2 separate regions of the Homo sapiens genome follow, and region 1 is linked to region 2. A link is an interaction called in ENCODE POLR2A ChIA-PET data of the cell type or tissue named here. Cell type or tissue: GM12878. All regions are shown on one strand. Each heading gives the region's core, and the rest is flanking DNA. Links, peaks and the distances in the headings are about the cores only.

Region 1 (5,377 bases), core at 195-5,194, 58 kb before region 2:
AGTATTTAAAAAAACTTTAATATAATAGAGATGGGGTCTTGCTATGTTGCTCAGGCTGGTCTTGAACTCCTGGGTTCAAGCCATCCTCCCACTTCGGCCTCCCAAAATGCTGGCATTACAGGTATGGGCCACCTTGCTTGGTCACAGAGCCCTAGCATTTTAACACCTCACTTATACATTTAATTCACTTCCAAAGATATTTGCTGAGTGCTTACTACATTTGAAGAAATTGTTAGCAGTTTAAAGGTTATGGGCATATTTTTTTTTTAAATTATTGCCCTTTCTCAAGGATGCTATAATGTCTAGGGGACAGAGATATGGAAAGTGTTTACAGGGTAGAGGGGAAAAAACTCCATGCTGATTGTTCCCCTCTTGTGGGTCTTTATTTCCTCCTGGCTGGATAACAGTAGTGGTTTAATTTATCTTTCCAGCCCCACTTCACTCTCCTTCCATTCCAACTGACAAACTACCAGGTGAATCTTAAGACAGTCTGGATTCTGTTTTCCAGAACGTAATGCCTCCTTTACCATGGCGTTCTTTTTACAACAAGGCCTCAGCAAACTTTCAAACCTTATCTCTCAAACAACCCAGGTGACTCCCTTGCTCAAACATGTCCTCTGTTTTCCTTCCTCCACGTTATTACTCACAGTGTTTCCTAAGTTGGAGTGCCCCACCTCATTACTGCCTGTCAAACATAAGCTCTTTCATGTGTTGCCTCAGTGGGTTCTCCACCAGACAGGAACACTCCCTTCCTAGACCAGACCTCATTCTACTATCCTTTCAGCATTGTTCGTGTTAGCATCATTTCATGGACCCTGTTCTTGATTGTGGCAAAGCTGATCTATTTCACCTTTTTATATTTCCTCTAGTTCCTTGTATGTAGCCAACAAATGTTTATTGAATTACACCCAGGATCTTATTTATTTATTTATTTATTTATTTATTTATTGAGACAGAGTCTTATTCCATCACCCAGGTTGGAGTGCAGTGGTGCGATCTTAGCTCACTAACAGGCTCCATCTCCCAGGTTCAAGCGATTTTCCTGCCTCAGCCTCCCGAGTAGCTGGGATTACAGGCATGCACCACCACACCTGGCTAATTTTTGTATTTTTAGGAGAGATGGCATTTCACCGTGTTGGCCAGGCTGGTCTCAAACTCCTGGACTCAAGTGATCCACCTGCCTCAGCCTCCCAAAGTGCTGGGATTACAGGCGTGAGCCACTGCACCCGGCCCCAGGATCTTAATTTTAATATCCGTATCCTAGCTTTGCTAGTTTTAAGCTGTGTGATATTGAGCAAGTTACTTAACCTCTCTAAGCTTCAGTTTCCTCATGTGAAATAAGATAATGCACTTGGAATGCTTTAGCATTCTGCTTGTTACAATAGGAGCTACAGATTGTCAGAGAAAGAAAAGATCCACCTACGTTGGAGGAATATGGGAGGGCTTCCTGGAGGAAGTGGGATGTCAGCTGGGATTTGAATAGATGAAGATAAAAGAGGACATTCTAGACAAAAAAACTAATCAGAACAAAGACTTAAGAAGAAATAGGAAAGCACAGGATGTGCTGAAGACGGAGTTGATCAAGTCCTGGAAAATACTTTTGGAGAGATTCTCCATGAAGAGAAATAGAGAGGGAAAGGATGGGGGAGTAACTTTTCTCAGAGTATGAATTAACAGGTTGGAAGGAGGAAGATCAGTCTTCAGTGGTTCGCTGAAGGTTCCTGTCATTGGATTTGCCCCTTTCAGCAGCAGCAGCAGAATCAGAAGTGGTGGCCAGTGGATAGGTGACAGAATGAAATCAGCACATGTTTTCAGCAAGGTGCAAAGAAGGATGGAAATGGACAGAAGGACAACTGGCTGCTCATGATTAGCAGAGTGAGGCTTAAAGTTTTACATTTGTGTTAAAGAATTAATTATAGAGGCAGGAGAATTGCTTGAATCCGGGAGACGGAGGTTGCAGTGAGCCAAGATCCCGCCACTGCAATCCAGCCTGAGCGACAAGAGCGAGACTCCATCTCAAAAAAAAAAAAAAAAGAATTAATTATAGAAATACAAGAGTGAATTTGGCTTAGTATCAGTTTTTGGGAAAAGCTCTAGAGGGAAGGGGGTGGAAAGGATTGGTTATAAAGTCAGGTTGAGCCAAAGGGTCAGTGCAGCCACTAGATCTGCCGATGCAAATATAAAATGAAGCCAGGCACGGTGGCTCACACCTGTAATCCCAACACTTTGGGAGACCAAGGCGGGCAGATCACTGGAGGCCAGGAGTTCAAGACCAGCCTGGCCAACATGGTGAAACCCTGCTATCTACTAAAAATACAAAAAAATTAGCCAGGTGTGGTGGTACATGCCTGTAGTCCCAGCTACTCAGGAGGCTGAGGCAGGAGAATCACTTGGACCCGGGAGGCAGACGTTGCAGTGAGCCAAGATTGCACCACTGCACTCCAGCCTGGGCAATAGAACAAAACTCTGTCATAAATAAATAAATAAAAATTAAAAAAAAAGTAATAAAAAATAAATAAAATGAACCAGGCACGGTGGCTTACAATTGTAATCCCAGTGTTTGGGAGGCTGAGGTGGAAGGATCACTTGAAGCCAAGAGTTTGGGACCAGCTTGGGCAACATAACCAGGCCCTGTCTCTACAAAAAAAATTTAAAAATTAGTTGAGCAAGGTGGTGAGCATCTGTACTTCCAAGCTCCTTGGGAGGCTGAGGTGGGAAGATCGCTTGAGCCCAGGTGTTGGAGGCTGCAGTGAGCTATGATCACACCACTGCACTCTAGCCTGAGTGACAGAGTAAGACCCTGTCTCCATATACACATGCAAAAAGTATAGTTTAATAGTAGACGTAGGGAGTCAGACCGAGGAAGGCCACAGGCTCACGGTACTGTTTGGCAGTCAGGTCAGGTCATACCTGAGCACTTTACATAGTTACATTTTTGCTGCAACAATAGGAATGTGTTAGCCCACAGCGGACAACTCAAATGATGCCTCCTGAGCAGGTAAGTGCACCCATGCCCCAGCTGCTGTGAGTGTTGGCTGCTAAGGGTTCCCAGCTGCACAAAATTTCAGAGAATTGCCCTCATTTGAAGGGAGTGGCCTTGGGGACCTTAACTTCCTTAGGGCCCACAACCACTGACATAGACTAGGGGACAAAAAGCTGTCCATGCCTCAAGGTGAGTGACTGTGGTGTTGTTTCTGCCCAGAGCTCTCCTATGTGCATCAGGCCAAGGAAAGATCAGGCTGAGCCTTACTCGAGTCTCTTCCCTTCTCTGTCTTGCTCATCTTCCTCCCTTACAGGTTTTTCCTCCCTCACTAAGTCCTGTTCATTGGCTCTGTCTTACAGGCTCTGTTTCTAAGGGCCCTGACCCAAGACACCTATGAAATCAAATAGCCAGAAAAGAACTGGATCTAGGTTCTCAAACAGAGCTATCATCCGTCATGGCCTTTATGCGTATTTCAGCTGTGATTGTTTGGTTTTGTGTTGGCTTTATTCTCCCTGTGGTCCTCACTGTTAATGCCAGGTGTACAGCCAGACAGTTCAGCAACCCTCCTGTAGAGAAAACTCCATCCCAGTAGTTGTTTTTTTTAAGATGGAGTTTTGCTTTTGTTTCCCAGGCTGGAGTGCAATGGCATGATCTTGGCTCACTGCAGCCTCTGCCTCCCAGGTTCAAGCGATTCTCCTGCCTCAGCCTCCCAGGTTCAAGCGATTCTCCTGCCTTAGCCTCCCAAGTAGCTGGGATTACAGGCGCGAGCCACAACAGCCAGCTGTATTTAGTAGAGACGGGGTTTTACCATATTGGTCAGACTGGTCTTGAACTCCTGACCTCAGGTGATCCCCCCGCCTCCCAAATTGCTGGGATTACAGGCATGTGCCACTGCTCTCGGCCCCATCCCAGTAGTTCTAACAAGATGCCAGGACTCACGCTAACTGGACTGTCTTGATCACATGTCTTTCCCTAAATCAATCACTACAAATGATGGCAGGCAAGGGTTGGAGTGCTTTCATTGGTTAGGACTGGGCCATGTGATCCCCCCCACCCCCCAACCCCAAGGTGAGTAGTGAGTCATATTCCCAAGGCAGCTACAGGGATAGACAGTGGGGCGGAGTGGTTCTGTTACCAGCAAGGCCTCCTGATCTAGACCTCAAGAGAGGGTTCTTGGATCTCGTGCAAGAAAGAATTTGAGGCGAATTCATAGAGTTAAGTGAGAGCAAGTTTATTAGAGAAGTAAGGAAACAAGAGGCCAGGTGCAGTGGCTCAGGCCCGTAATCCCAGCACTTTCGGAGGCTGAGTCGGGGTGCAGATCACTTGAGGCCAGGAGTTCTAGACCAGCCTGGCCAATATGGTGAAAGCCCCTCTCTACCAAAAATACAAAAATTAGCCAGGTGTGGTGGCACGCACCTGTAGTCTCAGCTACTCTGGAGGCTGAGGGAGGAGAATCGCTTGAACCTGGGAGGCAGAGGTTGCAGTGAACTGAGATTGTGCCACTGCACTCCAGCCTGGGTGACAGGGCAAGACTCTGTGTCAAAAAAAGGAAAAAAAAAAAAAGAGATACAAAAGAATGGCCACTCCATAGGCAGAGCAGTGGCATGGGCCACTCAGCTGCTTATACTTATTGTCACTTCTCGATTATATGCTAAGCAAGGGATGGATTATTCATGAATTTTCTGGGAAAGGGGTGGGCAATCCCTGGAACTGGAACTGAGGTTTCCTCCCATTTTTAGACCAGAGAGGGTAACCTCTGGACATTTCCATGGTATCTGTAAACTGTCACGGCACTGGTGGGAGTGCCTTTTAGCATGCTAATGCATTATAAATAGTGTATAATGAGCAGTGAGGATGACCAGAGGTCACTTTTCTTACCATCTTGGCTTTGGTGGGTTTTGTCCGGCTTCTTTACCATAACATATTTTATTAGCAAGGTCCTTGTATCTTGTGCTGACCTATCTCATCCTGTGACTTAGAATGCCTAATCTCCTGGAAATGCAACTCAGTAGGTCTCAGCCTTATTTTACCCAGCCCCTATTTAAGATGGAGTCCTGGTTCGAACGCCTCTGACAGTTCCCCAGAGGAAAGTGGAGTTCTCTTACCAAAAGAAAGAGAATGTTTACAGGGAAGGACACAAATAACACATGTCGCCAATAGATCCTGAAGGATGTCCGCATGAAGTCATTAGGACATGAAGTCACTGAGGCCTGATGGCAAGAAAAAGGGACTTATTCCCTACTGTTTTGTGGAGATGGGTCGAGGGTGTGGGAAAGAGGGTGAAGTGGGATTAGACATGTTTGGTGAAGCTTTAGAGGATAACATTAGGATCTAGGGTCAGAGATAATGTTATTCCTTTTTTTTTTCAGAGTTACCCAGGCTGGAGTGGGGTCA
Region 2 (5,377 bases), core at 232-5,231:
GTTGGGTCTCAAATTCCCAGAGTTTGAGGTGGTGGGACTCACTCTTTTGGCCAGGGTGCTTTTGGAAATATCTGTCATGGAGGCCACATGTTTGCACCAACCAAAACCTGGCACTGTTGGCACTGTAGAGTGAACACAATCCAAAAAACAATATGCTATCTGTTCTCCCCTGGCTGCCTCTGCCTTACCAGTGCTGGTCATGTCTACAGGTCATCATATTAAGGAAGTTCCTGAACTTTTTTTGGTGGTCAGAGATAAAGTTGAAGGCTACAAGACAATCAAGGAGGCTGTTTTGCCACTTAAGCCTGGAGTGATACAAAAAAGGGCTATGCCTCTCAGCAAATGAGAGCTGGCAAGGGCAAAATGAGAAACCATCGTATCCAGCGCAAGGGACCCTGCATCGTCTCTAATGAAGATGATTGTATTGTCAAAGCCTTCCGAAACATTCCTAGAATTATTCTGCTTAATGTAAGCAAACTGAACATTTTGAAACTTGCTCCTGATGGGCATGTGGGACATTTCTGCATTTGGACTGAAAGTGCTTTCTAGAAGTTAGACAATTGTGTGGCACTTGGTGTAAAGCTGTTTCCTCAAGAGTAACTGCAATCTTTGCATGCACAAGATGATCAATACAGACCTTAGCAGAATCTTGAAAAGCCCAGACATCCAAAGCCCTTCAAGCACGTTGCAGGAAGATTCATCGTAGAGTCCTGGGGACAAACCTCCTGGAAAACCTGAAAATCATGTTGAAGCTAAACCCATATGCAAAGACCATGCTCTGCAACACCAGGCTTTGCCAGGCCAGCAACCACAAACTCCAGGTGGATAAGGCAGCGGCGGCGGTGGCAGCAGCAGCAGCAGCACCAGCACCAGCACCAGCAGCACCAGCAGCACCAGCAGCACTAGAGGCCAAATCAGATGAGAAAGGGGGTTGCAGTCAAGAAGCCTGTGGTAGGGAAGAAAGGAAAGAAGGTTGTTGTTTTTAAGCAGGAGAAACCTCTGGTGGGAAAAAGGGCAGCAGCTACCAACCAAGACATCAGTAGCTGAAAAAAAAACCTACCACAGAGGAAACGAAGCCTGCTGCATGAGCTTGTTGGTTTATTCCATAAAGGTCAAATAATTTTGGACAGCTTATTTTTAATAAAGACCTGATCAGTGAAAAAAACAGTGATTGCTCATGGCAGGAAGCTTTTTGAACAAATCCTTCAGAGCTTTAGTATGTAATCTCTGAATTATTCCAGGGGAATTAGGCCATATTTTCTCAGTTGGGAGAGTAAGGTATTTTCCTGAAGATTCTGAGGGCGTTTGCCATTATGAATGTGTTTTGGTAGGGTTTAACTTCTAAAATTAAGAGTAGTTGAATGGCTAGAGTGGTTTAGTGGTTAAAGAAGATTGGCATTATTCCTTTAGTAATCTTTGTATCTTCATGGTTGATGGAAATAATACAATTTGTGCTTCGCATTCCAGTGATGCCTGGTTATTGTTTGTACTGTTCTTTCTTTCCTTCTTTTTTTTTTTTTTGAAGAGCAAATGATGTATTTGTTTGGCAGATCAATAAGATTTTATTAGGTATGTAATTCAACTTGTTGTAGCTTGTTTCACTTGAGCCTAGTAAGGACTTTGATGGAGATAAAAAAAAATAATTACTCTCAACTTCCACCTACCATTTTATCAGTCTCTAGGGCAATGTTTCTCAACATTTTTGGCTGTGGTTCATCGTTCAAGATGTATTTTACATTCAGACCCAATACACACGTAAGTATATCGATATCTAAAACAAAAGTTTCATGAAATAATACTTACCCTTATTAGGTGCAGTGCAATCTGCTCGTTTCTATTTTATTCCATTTTATTTAATTGCAAGATGTTGATGTTGGCCTAGGAAATTGATTCTGTGACCTGTGTATTATGAATTGCAGTTAAAAATACTGTGTTAGGATATATGTTCATGAAATTTTAACTCAGGCTTTAAAATATATCCCAAGTCTTACTATATCTCTCTGCTCAACTATTGCCCTTGGCTAAGCCACCTTCATCTCTCTCCTAGACTTCTCCAGTAGCCTCCTAATTGCATTCTCTGCTAACTCTCATCCCCTGCCATCACCTAGCTCTGTTCTTTTAGCTGTCTAATTGATGCTTTTAAAATGTTATTCTGGTCATGTTGTCTTCACTATTACTTTCTTTCCCCCACTTTCATTTATTGTGTTAAAATACACATGAAATTTACCATCTTAATCATTTTAAGTATATAGTTCAGTGGTATTATATACATTCATAATGTTATGCAACTGTCATCACCATCCATCTCCAGAACTCTTTTCAGCTTGTGAAACGGAAACTCTACACCCATTAAACAAATAAGTCCCTATTCCCTCCTCCTCCTTCCCCCTGGAAACTACCCTTCTACTTTGTGTCTATGATTTTGACCTCTCTAGGTACCTCATATAAGTGGAATCATACAGCATATATAACTTTTTGTTATAAATTTAGCCTATGTGATTTTTAAAAAAGTTTATATAATGTTTTACATACAAGTTAAAAATTAAAGTAGTAATCATCGACCTCAGACATCTAGAACAAGTTACACCATGGAGCCTTCCTGCTCAGCAGCATTGAGGCCTGGACTGCCTTGTTTCCTCTTCCCTTCAGATCGGCAGAAGTGATGACTTCTCTGGACTTGTAATATTTTTGTTCTTTGGTAAGTGAATATGAGGAGAGACTTGACTTTTTTGTTTTCTTTTTGAGACCGAGTCTTGTTCTTTTGCCTAGGCTGGAAGTGCAGTGGTGCGATCTTGGCTCACTGCAACCTCCACCTCCCAGGTTCAAGCGATCCTACCACCGCAGACTCTCAGGTAGCTGGGACTACAGGCGTGCGCCACCACGCCCAGCTAATTTTTTGTATTTTTAGTAGAGATGGGGTTTCACTATGTTGGCTAGGCCGGTCCTAAACTCCTGACCTCAAGTGATCCACCCCCCTCAGCCTCCCAAAGTGCTGGGATTAAGGCTTGAGCCACTGTGCCCAGCTCAAGAGACTTGGCTTTTTTTTTTTTTTTTTTTGAGACAGAGTCTCACTCTTGTTGCCCAGGTTGGAGTGCAATGGTGCGATTTTGGCTCACCACAACCTCTGCCTCCTGGGTGATTCTCCTGCTACGGTCTCCCGAGTAGCTGGGATTACAGGCATGTGCCACCACACCCGGCTAATTTTGCATTTTTAGTAGAGACAGGTTTTCTCCATGTTGGTCAAGCTGGTCTCAAACTCCCAACCTCAGGTGATCCTCCTGCCTCAGCCTCCCAAAGTGCTGGGATTATAGGCGCAAGCCACCACGCCTGCCTGAGACTTAGCATTTTGAAAGACAAGATAACGTGCTGAGCCAGACAGCTCAGAATCCTCCGCATCTATTTTATTATTGGCTTTTGGAAAAGGCACTATGGTTGTATGTATGGAAAGGCTGACTTGGGAGTCATGATGTCTGGGTTTTCCTGGCTTTGCCACTTACTTATTTGGAGACCTTGGGCAAATTGCTTACAACCCTTCTGAGCTTTAGTTTCTTAGCATCGGAAACCATTGGACACTTTAGATTTCTTCAAATCCTAAAATTCAGAAATTCTATCATGTTTTTGACAAGGTTTTGAGACCTTACAAGAGTCTGTTTTTCTGTTCTGCCATCCTGATTTTTTTCCCATCTACTGTAATCTGAATGCTTAGAAGAAGGACAGTAAATTTTAATCTGTCACACTCGATTATTGTGATGAAATAATCCCAGAATTGTGATTATAAAATAGTCTGGACATACAAAGTACTATGCAGATGACAAATACTATATATACCACATGGGGATGAAAACTGGAGATGAGCACCTCGTCCTGTGCACTTTCTGTGAACTGCTCTGTGCTTATGATCTTATGATCCACCTAGAGTAGTGGTCTCCAACATTTTTGGCACCAGGGACCAGTTTCGTGGAAGAAAGTTTTTCCATGGACTGAGGCAGGGGGGCAAGGTTTTGGGATGAAGCTCTTCCACCTCAGATCATCAGGCATTAGATTCTCATAAGAAAGGTGCAACCTAGATCCCTTGTATGTGTATTTTACAGTAGGGCTTGTGCTCCTGTGAGAATCTAATGCTGCCTATGAGAATCTAATGCCACTGCTGATCTGACAGGAGGCAGAGCTCAGGCCGTAATAGTTGCTCCCCACTACTCAGTCCTGCTGTGTGGCCTGGTTCCTAACAGGCCATGGACTGGGGGTTGGGAACCCCTGACCTAGAGAGTCTTTTGATTCTGCTTTACTGTGCTTTCCTTGAATTGCAAGTCTGATTACTTGCAACATTCTCTTTGTATTATGTTTTGTGGCTTGAGTGTGCCTAATCCAGCCAGAGGTAAAGCTGGGGAATTGTCCTCTTCTTTGGTCTTGAGGCACTTCTGCAGGAAAATTTAGCTTTAGAAAAGATAAGGTTACCAAAGTTCTGACTGCCTAGTTTGTGAGCTGGGCCCCTAGTGTCATCATAGGGAGCTATGGTTTCATTATTACACATTTTGTTTTTCACTAAATATCATAGTTTTTTTCTCTGAAATGCTAATGAGCTGTCATGTGGCTATATTTGCCTTCAAGTTACTGGGAGGATTGATAGTGTCTGTTACAGGCAAAACAAAGCTCTGTTTTTTTTAATCAGGGAAGAATATTAGTAATAGAGCTCTTGTGTAGCTCTCAGGCTTTTCAGGCTCTTTCATAGCTCCATTTGTTAAAGACTTTTTACTTTATTTTGCCTCATTTGGCAAAAGACATGGATGTGCTCTAAATCTATTAGCTGCTTCACTCCAGTGAGACTCTTAGCATTGCAGTACCTGAGGGCACTGTTCAGCTCACCCCTGTGTACTCCTGGCCAGATTGCCATCAGCCTTTTTTTCATACAGAAAGAACCATAATGTGCATACTCTGTTTCTATAACATAATGAACTGAGTTCTGGGCAACTTTAATTGTAACCTTAAAGGAGCTAATGGTATTCATATGTTAGGTAGGTTTACCTTGATTTTTGAACAAACAGTGCAGTTTCCCAGGGAATCAAAGTTAGACTGCTTTACATTGTAGAGAAGGGTGTGTGTGTGTGTGTGTGTGTGTGTGTGTATGTGTGTATAAAGTTAAAACCTTCGTCTGTGGCTGTATGGAAGGAAGTAACCTTGGGAAGTTTTTTTTTAGACTATGAATAAGAGCAAATTGATGAATTTTTTTGGGAAGAGGATTAAAGCAACTCATAGGAATTCAGCACCCTGATGTATGTCATAGTGCTAAAATTTGCTTAGTGTTAAAGTCAGATAGCATAACGTAGAATTACCATTTGACTAGCAATTCTTCTCATCGTTATATACTCAAGAGAATTGA

What was found. ChIA-PET counts read pairs that join two places held together with the same protein. Peaks named below come from ENCODE experiments on the same cell type or tissue, not always from the same donor. Only the 100,000 strongest peaks of a DNase experiment are listed, where the experiment ranks them.
Region 1: POLR2A ChIA-PET joins it to region 2 with 5 read pairs; 16 of 35 experiments call an interaction of 5 or more read pairs at or near these places.

The regions. Positions count from the first base shown.
Region 1 is chr22:40,640,108-40,645,484 of GRCh38, reverse strand. No RefSeq gene overlaps it. Among named protein-coding and RNA genes, the nearest start is that of MRTFA, 6.1 kb to the right of the region's middle. In GM12878, for the core only: no CTCF peak of the experiment used is centred there; no DNase peak of the experiment used is centred there.
Region 2 is chr22:40,582,411-40,587,787 of GRCh38, reverse strand. All of the region lies in intron 2 of MRTFA (myocardin related transcription factor A), which reads left to right. It also overlaps the pseudogene RPL4P6. Among named protein-coding and RNA genes, the nearest start is that of MRTFA, 52 kb to the left of the region's middle. In GM12878, for the core only: no CTCF peak of the experiment used is centred there; no DNase peak of the experiment used is centred there; H3K4me3 peaks cover 658 bases; H3K27ac peaks cover 2,567 bases.